3 separate regions of the Homo sapiens genome follow, and regions 1 and 3 are each linked to region 2. A link is a contact called in ENCODE Hi-C or POLR2A ChIA-PET data. All regions are on one chromosome and are shown on one strand. The core of a region is the stretch at or near the end of the contact, and the rest is flanking DNA. Distances in the headings are between cores, read along the strand shown. Region 1 overlaps THRB (thyroid hormone receptor beta). Region 2 has its middle 55 kb from the start of LINC00691. Region 3 overlaps THRB (thyroid hormone receptor beta).

Region 1 (3,365 bases), core at 343-2,842, 80 kb before region 2:
ATCTCAGGTGGTCTTGAGAGCCAGGGGTCTCTTGCCAGAGGCAGTTTATCACATCTGCTATTCAAACTGTGTTCATGATAATTGTTCTAAGATCCACGCCAACCCACCAAACAAGACTGGCATGACACCAGGGGCTTCACAAGATCTAAAATCATCGCCGGCAGAGCTGCCAAAACAACATGCAAAACCACTCCTAGAGTGCAGGGCCCTGTCGTCTTTGCCAGTCAACCTGAGTGATGCTCTCCTAAGGAAGCAGGAAGAACCTGTGGGAGTATCCCTGCATCTCTGCCTGTCAGGCCCTTGTTGAGTGTTCTCACAATGAAAGCATTTTGGCAGGTGTCTAAGAGATTATTTGCCCACGTGTTGAAACAAATCTCACCAGGATCCTACAAATCCCTCTTAAAGGAAAAGGCATCTGGCCTAGTTTTTAAACCATTGGTGATCCTTTGCAAATACTTATTCAGCTTTTATTTAAATTTGAACTAATCTTCAACAGTTGGTATTTAAACTAGAAATTTGGAAAAGAAAATTTCTACTTCATCTATAATCAGAATTGGTTTCAAAAGTGGGGCCTGCCCCAGTTTGCATACTTTGTGACACATTTTAAAAATAAATGGTTTGATCTGATTAGTAACTTCTTGTTGCTGTTCTATGCTAGTGGTTCTCAAGAGTGGGATCTGTGAACCAGCAACATAAGCATTACCTGGGAACTTGGGGGAAATGCAGAAACTCAGAGGTTGGGGTCAGCAATCTGTGTTTAACAATCAGAACCTAGACAAAAGCAAATCACAGTGCTTTTTAAAAAATGAGCGGAAGGAGAGAATTCATATGTATGGATTCCAGAATCAAATATGCAATGACTTTTATTCTGAAGAAAAAGCCAAGCAGTTTGAAATTAAATGGTAAAGTGACTAGGCTGAGCTAGTAAAAAACATAAAATGCCCAGTATTTTAGATGTAATTCAGTTGTATTACTTTTATATAATAACCTAAATTGGACTGGTTGAGTATTGCCAAGAGCGTTTCCCAAAAGGAATTTGTAACTGCTCTAATGAAGAGACAGATATTAGGTGTAACTCACATATTTGTTGTTTATGGAAACTTAGTCATATCCATGGTAAAAAAAAAAAAAAAAAAAAAAAAAAGAGTTATGTTTCCTTCTTCTCTTGGCATTGGATTCTGACAGATCCAGTTTCAAATCCTAGCCTCACCCATGAAACATTCATTTGACCACCCCCGCCCCCACCCAGCTTGTTACCCTCTCAGTGCCTGGATTTCCACATCTGTAAGTAATATGGAATTAGAATATTTACTTCATTGTACTGCTGTGAAGATTAAATGAGGTGATGCATGGAAATCTGGGCATGATGCCCAATTCATCAAACACACCCATTTACTAATAGCTTTCCAAACTCCTTTGATAATGGCATTTAATTAAATAGTCTCCCCTTCCAGAAAATAAAATTCTTATTTTGCCTATAAGCAAAGGTATTTTTTATTATTAACGTTGCCACATTCTCACAAATCTTAACTAACAGGGTAACCAAATGAGCTTAAAAGGAGATTGCAACACTGGCAGAAAGACCCAGTGTGTTGAGTAATCCTGTGTCTAAGGTGCTGAGAAGAACACAACCTTGGGAGTCAGGAGGTCTGAATTCTGCTCTCCCCTCTGCCTTCAAGTCCCTGGGTGACTTTAGATGAAGCTTATATCTCTGGGCCTCATGGGCAACATGTATCTCTGCCAACAACCCTCTAGCTTTGTGCCAAGAGGCTACAAGAGCAAACGTGCTTCAAAAACCAAAAGGAAGCCCAGTTGCCAGCTAAACAGTAGGGTAAGCTGTTACCTATTCAAGCTACAAGACAAAAAACCAAACAAACAAAAATGGAGAGTTTAACATAAACCCTGCTCTCAAGCAGTTATCAGTTGAAGTTATAATACAAACCCCCAAACTGAGGGGTTATTAGCACAGTTTCACACACGACTGTAATAGCAGTTGGAGAACTGTGTCTGTCATAAAAGCAATGCAAACTCCTGAGGTTAAAGTTGGTGAAGATTACAGTCAACTTTGAGTATGAAAAATGGTTGTCGAAAGTCTGCAGCCAAGTAGGGAAGGGAAAACCATGGGCTCAAAGAATGCAGGACAAATGTTAATCACAGAAGGTTATTCCTATTGCTTTTAAGATACTGTATGTTGTTCCTGACTGGCATTTTTGCATTTGTTCTTTGCTGACATGAACTGGTTCTTTTCAGCTGCCATGTGAAGACCAGATCATCCTCCTCAAAGGCTGCTGCATGGAGATCATGTCCCTTCGCGCTGCTGTGCGCTATGACCCAGAAAGTGAGACTTTAACCTTGAATGGGGAAATGGCAGTGACACGGGGCCAGCTGAAAAATGGGGGTCTTGGGGTGGTGTCAGACGCCATCTTTGACCTGGGCATGTCTCTGTCTTCTTTCAACCTGGATGACACTGAAGTAGCCCTCCTTCAGGCCGTCCTGCTGATGTCTTCAGGTGAGTACGCCTAGACTCGTTAGTGGGCATCCAAAGAGCTTTTGCTTGTCTAGCGCTAATTCCAATCACTTGAGTTTTCAGTCCCCCTTTAGCTTCAGAAACATAGCTCACTCTTCTTCAGTAAGAAATTGCAGGTTTGCCAGTGGACTGGGAACTTAAAGGGGGGGCGTCAGATGTCTGATGCTTTTTGCAGTGTCCCAGGATAGAAAGAAGCCAAAGGAGCCATCTTAAAGACTCTACGAAGTGATCCGCCTTTGGTGGATACTGTGCAGCCCTCTTCGTAGTCTTTGGCCAAACCTGCCTCCTTCTGGTTTGGGGTATGCCAGATATGGATGTGAGTGACCACACGATTGTGTGTTAAGTTCTGTGTGTGGAAACCGCGGATGCAGGCTAGAATTTGTTCATGGCTTAGCTACAACTGAAGTTTTAGTTATCTGTTGCTAAATAGCACACCGACCCAAAACTTAGTGGCTTAAACATCCAAGATGGCTGGAGTTCAGCTGGGACATCAAACACTGGTTCAGGCCTCCCTCTATGCGGCCTTTCCTCCGGCAGGGTAGACTTCTTACTTGGCTGTTGATTTCCAAGAGAAAGAGTCCCAAGCACACGAAAACAGAAGTTGCAGATCCCATGAGGCCCAGTCTCAAATCACACAGGATCCCTTCATCCACACTGGATTGGCCCAAACAAGTCTGAGTGCCAGCCAGGACTCAACGGTCCCCCTGTAGATGGGAGGATAGCACAGAATGGGCAGCCGTCTGTAAGCCACTACACATCAAACCCTTTCAGGGAAGATAATTTTAAATAGAAGTGGTTTCAGAGTCCTCTGCATTTTCAGGGCACCCAAGTGTAGATG
Region 2 (3,604 bases), core at 1,017-3,516:
GGATCACCTCCTAGACTCACGGCACTACACCAGGCACTATAGGAAATTACAAAATGGGCAAGATGCAATCCCTGTCCTCAAGAATCTGGCAAATTACATATTGTCTATGGCTGCTGTTGTTCTACTTAAGGTGATTAAAACTACCTAAGGATAGGATATACTGCTGAAGGTATTATAAGATGAGGTTCATTGTCACCGCCACTGTAGATGGCTTGGGAGAGGGAACTAGGGATGAGGTTCCATCAGCTGCCCAACATCCAGTTGAGGGAAACGGACAGATATAATGGAAACAGTGTTTGGCCAGGAGCTTCGAAGATGGAGTAGGAGTTTAAGATGGATGAAAACAACAACATAGGAAGAAACATAAGGAAGAGACTAGATGCAGGAGCAGAAAGTGAAGGTTGTATTTTGGAGATTCAGCCACAGCCCAGTTTGTCTGAAGCTTGGAATGGGGCAGGGGAAGACTCTTTTTGAAAGATATGTTTAAACCAGCTCATGGAAGTTCTTGAACACTAAGCCAAAGAGTTTATTTAAAACAACAGGAAATAATAATGATTTTGAGCAGAAGCAGGGTGACCACTGATTTTGCCCTCCAAACTAGCAATGTTGAGGGTCAAAGATGGCATTATCAATTACCATCTAGGACAGCAGATGTAAACCAAGACTATTCCATGCAAATGAGGATGGTCACCTGAGCAGGAGGACAATGTGATTAGAGCTGTTCTTTAATATAATTAATGCAGTAGTGTATCAGTTAGCCATTGCTATATAACAAACTGCTCCAAAAGACAGTGACTTAAAACAAGAATATCACGAGGTCAGGAGATCGAGACCATCCTGGCTAACACGGTGAAACCCCGTCTCTACTAAAAATACAAAAAAATTAGCCGGGCGTGATGGCGGGCGCCTGTAGTCCCAGCTACTCGGGAGGCTGAGGCAGGAGAATGGCGTGAACCCGGGAGGCGGAGCTTGCAGTGAGCCGAGATTGCGCCACTGCACTCCAGCCTGGGCCACAGAGCGAGACTCCGTCTCAAAAAAAAAAAAAAAAAAAAAAAAAACAAGAATAATTTATTAACTCTAAATTCAGTGAGTTGGCAATTTGGACAACACTCAGTTGGGCAATTCTACTGCTCTTGCCTAGGCTTATACAGCTGCATTTGATTGCAGATGCTGACTAGTCTAGATAGGCTTAGCTGGCATATACAGCAGTTGGTGCTGGCAGTCAGATGGTGGTGAATGTCCAATGAACTATGTGCCTCCAATAGATCAGCCAGGTTTTTCCCATGGTACCAGGAGTCCCAGCAGTGAAAGAAGGCAAGCTCCTATGTGGAAATCCATCTCAAGCCTCTGCCTGTGGCACATTTGCTATTGTCTCATTGGCCATAGCAAATTAAATAGCCAAGAACAGAATCAGTGTGGGAGAGAACTACAAAGCCTTAGGGACAGGGAGTGGAATTTCACTGGCGATTTTGCAAACATTCCACCACAGATAGTAGTGTCTGCATTGGATTGAAGGAATAAGACTAAACATGGAGAAAACAATTCAAAAATAATTATGATAGGGATCATATTTCCAACATTATTTTGTGATGTTCAAGGGATTCTACTTTTATTACTACATGCAACTCTTACACATTCCTATGAAAAAATTATTATCCTCATTTTGCAGACAAAACTGAAGCTTAGAGAAATTCAATAACTTTAGCCAAGATTGCAAAGCTAATAAGTGGTTTAGGCCAGGTGCGGTGGCTCACACCTGTAATCCCAACAGTTTGGGAGGCTGAGGTGGGTGGATCACCTGAGGTCAGGAGTTTGAGACCAGCCTGACCACCATGGAGAAATCCCATCTCTACTAAAAATACAAAATTAGCCAAGTATGGTGGCACATGCCTGTAATCTCAGCTACTTGGGAGGCTGAGGCAGGAGAATCACTTGAACCTGGGAGGCAGAGGTTGCAGTTAGCTGAGATTGCGCCGTTGCACTCCAGCCTGGGCAACAAGGGCAAAACTCCGTCTCTCTCTCTCTCTATCTCCCTCACACACACACACACACACACACACACACACACACACACGTGGTGTAGCTGGATTCAAACCCAGCCAAACTGGATCCAGAGCACAAACACTTACTCACCTAGTCATACCATCACCTTGCCACTAAGCCAATGTACAAGGGATAATGAAAGTCTGAAGCAGAGTGCTGGCAGTGAGAGAGAAAAGGAGGGTTTGAAACATAAAAATCAGTAGAATTTATTAACTAACTGGATGTAGGAGTTAAGAAAGAAGGATGACTCAAAGATGAGTCAGAGTTCAAACCAGCATGGCAGAGGAAGGCATGTGAAACCAGATGTTAAATTAGAAGTTTTGATTGAGGCCCCAAGATATGAGAGAAACTAGATACCAACAGAGATGTGTGAGACAGACCAGCTAAATACAAACACAAATTAATTTAGCTGATAGGAAATGCAAATTTTCAAGTGAAATGCTGGAGAATCAGTTATACACCTCTTGGGGATCCTCATTCAGTTCAAGGACATAAAAGACTCAAGAGAGTTGAAATCTGAGAAAAATTTGTGAGAATGTATTTCGAAGAAGCCTTGCTGTGAGTAGTAGCCAGCCATCTAAGGGAAGGTATAAGAGAAACTTTCCCTTCAGCCTAACCCAGTAACAGGGCCTTTGTAGGCACTGCTCAGACACTTTGACATGGTTCAGAGTCTGCCTGAGAAAACTAGAGCATTCTTTGGCTACAGACTAAAGAGCCATAGCTGGGTAGTAATTAAACTTTCCTCATATCAAAGACATGGGATCCTGGGGATCAGATGTGGAACCTGCAGCAGGAACATGAGCCTGGGGCTATTATAAAAGGGATTTTGCCCTAGAGAATGGCCTTCCAGGCCAGGGGAGCCCAGCAATAATAGCCTGGAGAATGTATTAATACCTTGGTGTCAGAATATCCTTGGGTATCAGCAGCTGCCATTGATGGAGAGGCATCATTCACCTCCTAGGGGTCATAGAGGTGCCAGAATGGGATTTGCAAAGAGCCCACAGCAGTGCCCACAAAAAAAAGAGCCAAATGTAAACATCCGCCCAGCCCAGAAAGCATGAAGCCATCTCATGGTAATGTCTATTAAGTGAAAATGTACCTTTCCTTACGTATTTCTAGTCTCTTCAGTGTTGGTGGATTCAGGAGCTGCAGCTGGGGAGTCTAGGAGGCGGTGAGAGAAAAGTAGAAGCTGATCATACCCTTACCCCCAAAGGAATGCTCCCCTGGCCCCTACAGCTAGCCCTCGTCGGACAAAGAAGTGCTTAATGAAAACTGATATGTTAAGGTCTTAGACTGGACATTCTAATTTCTGTAACAAGACTGTGTCTTGTGACAAGCTTTCTATTATCTGAGAATGAGTAGAGGAGTTATCAGCCTCCTCTACCCCCTGGCAGAAGATGGACCACTTACTTGTTCAGAAGTTAAAAGAAACAATAAGTTATAAAAATAACTCTTGGTTTACACCCTGAAAGTGATGCCCATTAAACACCTCCATTAACAGAAATTGGGAAGTAAAGAGAAGTAGCTGATTTGAGGAATAAAAATAGAAAGATGGCAGAAA
Region 3 (3,720 bases), core at 922-3,421, 98 kb before region 2:
GGTGTGGTAGCACACGCCTGTAATCCCAGCTACTCTGGATGCTAAGATATGAGAATCACTTGCACCCTGGAGGTGGAGGTTGTAGTGAGCCAAGATCGCACCACTGCACCCCAGCCTAGGTGACAGAGCGAGACTCTGTCTCAAAAAAAATTTTTTTTAATTTCTTACATTTTAAAACACTCATTTTGCCTTGTTATCCTACCAACAGTTAAAATGAACTTTTTAAGTGGCTGGGGCAGGACTGTTTATAATCTGTTGATCTAAAACATTCAAGTAATACAGTAAAATTTACTTCATTATACATCATATAAGCAGTTAAGCAAGTAAGATGTGGAGTGCCGCTCCTGGGTTGCAAGGGAGGTGGGGGTCATTGCTGGGTGGTTTCCATCCTACCTGAAGTTCCCACATGTACTTACCATGTGATTTGGGCAAGCGATTTAACCTGTCTGAGGTTTACTTTTTTAATCCCTACCATGGAAATATTTAGAGCACCTCCTTTACATGATTGTAGGGAAGATAGAAGGATATTGAATGTTTCTACAGCACTTAGCAATGTGCCCTCACAATAAGTGCTCACTGCTGTTATTAACTTCTACAATACAGATGACAGTTGCCTCAACTTGAGGATCACGTCCAGAAAAATTCTAGTATTGCACATTCTTGAGAATATTACCTAAGTCACCCAAACCTAGAACTAAACAGTGTCCCCAGATGCTACAGAGGTGCTCTCTCATGCCTTAAGAAAGGAAGAATCATTGAACCTGTAGGTGTATGTCTACAGATACCAAAGAAAGAGTGTTATAAAAGGAAAACCTCAATGCAATGAGCTATGGGGAAAAACTTGGTAGAAAACCTGGAGCGTTCTACTCCCTGAGTCCTATTGTTTGAAAGGCTAAGTGAGCTGATCATGGCTGTCTCAAGATTCAAAAACAAGTATTAAACTAAATCCAGGAAGCCAGCTAGTACATCTGTTTAATTACTAAATTATTAGATTTTTAATTAATAAAGTATTGCAAGTATCCATGTCTTTTCATTTTTTTCACTTTCTTCTTGGTCTTGGAGCTCTCTTATTACTCAGTATAAAGTAGCAAAACTCCTCATAGCTTAATTTAGCAACACAATTATGTCAGTATATGAAATAGAACAGTATAATTTACTTATATATTCAATATTTAGAAAAAATAAAAACAAGCGCTAGATGTTCCTACTAGCCTCTTTTCCTTGAATAAAGACCAAAAAAAAAGGTGTTGACTCTGTAGTCCTATGGCATCATCAGCTCAGATTTAGAACTCTCTAGATCCTTCTGGGCCAACTGTCTTATATTTGAATATGTGGAGCTAGAGGCCTAGAAACAGGTTAAGGTCCAAAACGATTCATCTCATAGTTATATGGACACAAAATTCCAGAATCACTGATTTCAAGAAAATATGAAACTGTTGTCTTGGGTCTTTGTTTTTCATATAGGGTTTCTTTAGAAGAACCATTCAGAAAAATCTCCATCCATCCTATTCCTGTAAATATGAAGGAAAATGTGTCATAGACAAAGTCACGCGAAATCAGTGCCAGGAATGTCGCTTTAAGAAATGCATCTATGTTGGCATGGCAACAGATTGTAAGTAGATCTTCACTTGCTTCATATTCAAGGAATGTTGATTAGGAAACAGTTTGGTTCAAGGAGATCGACTGGGCAGAAAAGAAGGCAGGAACCCAAGAAGACAGAGAAGGGAATACCTTACTTTCGCATACACCCCTCACTCCCCACATCCAGGCTTGCCCTGAAAGGGAGGTGGGAGCCATTGCTGGGTGGGTTCCATCCTACCCTGTCATACCACCTCCTAACTGTCAAAGTATGGATGATGGAGGAGGAAATGCAGTTAAATTATCCCTATCACATTTGCAGGCCTAGTTGTTAGCAACACTCTGTTTGAGACAGAGATTACAAATGAGAGGTCTGGTCCATTTACCTTGATAAGGTATCATTCTATACACAGTGTTCACATGGGGTAGAGCCTCAGGGACTAGTCCTAATATTTTTTCAAGAGCAAAGACAGGAATTTATTTTATGGACATTTTTGGAGATGGGGCGCTGGCAGAAAACATCGTGTTCAGAAATTTCTGAAGAATGCAAAGTTGAGTGCTATTGCATGAGTCATCCTGCAGTTGGTTGTTTGTTATATTTTTAGCAATAAAGACATTCCGAGCTGAAGTCGTCCTACCCAGTTTTCAAAGTGCTACAGCATATGGTGGCGAGATTAGCCCTTGGGGTCTCTTCTCCCCACACTGTGCGAGGGATTTACACCAGTCACTTTAATTAATCTAATCATAAAAATAAGAATCATGTCATTCAGAATGTGTGGCCTCCCTTTTGCCAGGCATCAGTATTAATGATTCTACTGGCATAAATTTTTTGCACATCAGTGAGAGATTCCAACTATTAGTTAAAAATTAAAAAGAAAAAGAAAGATAAAAAATGAAGAAAGAAAAAAGAAAATACAGTGAGGATTTTTCCTGATGAAAGAAGTAATCATGACTCACATTTTATGTGAGAAATAGAGTTCTTTCACTGAGAAAAAAAAATCTGTGAAATGTTCTGGTTTGCCCATTAAAGAAGAAGGAATGGAGAATCTTTAAAAAGGAAGAGGGTTATGTTAGAGTGTTAGGCTGGAAATCCTGGGTTAATCCCCACCTCTGGCTGAGTATTTTCTTTATCTTTATCTCTTAAAGGCCTTTAGCCCTTGCCAACAATATGCCTGATAGGGATATGTGAATATGATTGACTTACAGCCAAATACTTAGATATGCCACTATGACAAACTTATTATTGATTATCTATTTCAGTGTTCTATTGAGAAGTTTAAGATACTAGTGTCTATGAGGTTTAAAAACTCAGTGTTAATCTAGACTGTATGGAAATAAATTTTGAGTGCCCTTTACTTGCTTGTGAGGGATTCTAAGAGCTCAGGCTTTCTAATCAGAAAAACTTCTGTTCGAGTCCCAGATCTGTCACTTACTAGCTGTGTGACCTTTGGAATTAAGCTGAGATTTTCCTTCTGTGAAATCATTGCCTACCTTGTAGAGTTGTTTTCAAGATTAAATTAGATAATGTTCATCAAATACAACAGTCCCTGGCACACCGGAAGCATTTGGGAAGGGGTTGAGGGTATTATTACCATTCCTCCTTTCCCTTTAGTAACTGAACCAAAATGACTTAACAGGGCTCATTCATATTTTCCTCATTTGTAAGCGCTCACATGACTTTGACAATCCAATCAAATCTAAATGGTCTGGAATTTAATATTCTCTTTAAATTAGAATATTTAAATGGGAGACTAGCTAGGCACCTTGGTTCTCCTTCTCTTGCTATGTCTGCTTTTTTTCTTTTCCTACCAGGTCACACCTTCATCAAGAAATGGCCCTAGGACAGTGATGTCGTAGAACTGGAGTCAGGAGTCCTGGGTCTTGCCTTGGCTCTGCCATTAACTTGCTCTGTGACTTTAGGCAAGTCACGACCTCTCTGGATCAATTTCTTCTTCTTTCTGTGAAAAGACAGAGTAGGACTAGATGACGTCTAAGTTCCCTTCCAGTTCTAAAATACTATGACTCTGCAATGTAAAACCTGAGCCTTTCCATTCCATTGATAGTTACCAAGTCTAGTGAAACGGTTTTGGTTTTGGAAATTGACCACAGAAATATAGGTTTCTTGTTACCTGCCCTTCTGAT

Evidence for each region. Hi-C counts contacts between places; a loop is a spot of excess contacts on that map. ChIA-PET counts read pairs that join two places held with the same protein, here RNA polymerase II (POLR2A). Pooled maps may share reads with other maps.
Region 1: a map of PC-9 shows a loop between it and region 2 (10-fold over the local background). The contact joins two enhancer-like sites. A Hi-C loop is called at or near these places in 5 of 168 maps with a recorded cell type or tissue (PC-9, dorsolateral prefrontal cortex, prostate gland and 2 more) and 1 of 50 pooled maps. POLR2A ChIA-PET finds 5 or more read pairs at or near these places in 1 of 52 experiments (naive thymus-derived CD4-positive, alpha-beta T cell).
Region 3: a map of prostate gland shows a loop between it and region 2 (2.4-fold over the local background). The contact joins two enhancer-like sites. A Hi-C loop is called at or near these places in 5 of 168 maps with a recorded cell type or tissue (IMR-90, ascending aorta, prostate gland and 2 more), 1 of 37 single-sample maps with no recorded cell type and 7 of 50 pooled maps. POLR2A ChIA-PET finds 5 or more read pairs at or near these places in 1 of 52 experiments (OCI-LY7).

What each region holds. Positions count from the first base shown.
Region 1 is chr3:24,126,643-24,130,007 of GRCh38, reverse strand. THRB (thyroid hormone receptor beta) reads left to right here. Exons shown (of 11, transcript NM_001354712.2): 10 at 2,251-2,509. Among named protein-coding and RNA genes, the nearest start is that of THRB-AS2, 23 kb to the left of the region's middle. Within about 2 kb of position 1,592, at least 3 of the 41 ENCODE cell types and tissues checked have a DNase peak (open chromatin) inside an H3K27ac peak, as active enhancers do; they include PC-9, where a contact is called at or near this core.
Region 2 is chr3:24,046,758-24,050,361 of GRCh38, reverse strand. No RefSeq gene overlaps it. Among named protein-coding and RNA genes, the nearest start is that of LINC00691, 55 kb to the left of the region's middle. Within about 2 kb of position 2,266, at least 6 of the 41 ENCODE cell types and tissues checked have a DNase peak (open chromatin) inside an H3K27ac peak, as active enhancers do; they include PC-9, where a contact is called at or near this core.
Region 3 is chr3:24,144,567-24,148,286 of GRCh38, reverse strand. THRB (thyroid hormone receptor beta) reads left to right here. Exons shown (of 11, transcript NM_001354712.2): 7 at 1,465-1,612. Among named protein-coding and RNA genes, the nearest start is that of THRB-AS2, 4.9 kb to the left of the region's middle. Within about 2 kb of position 2,171, at least 4 of the 41 ENCODE cell types and tissues checked have a DNase peak (open chromatin) inside an H3K27ac peak, as active enhancers do.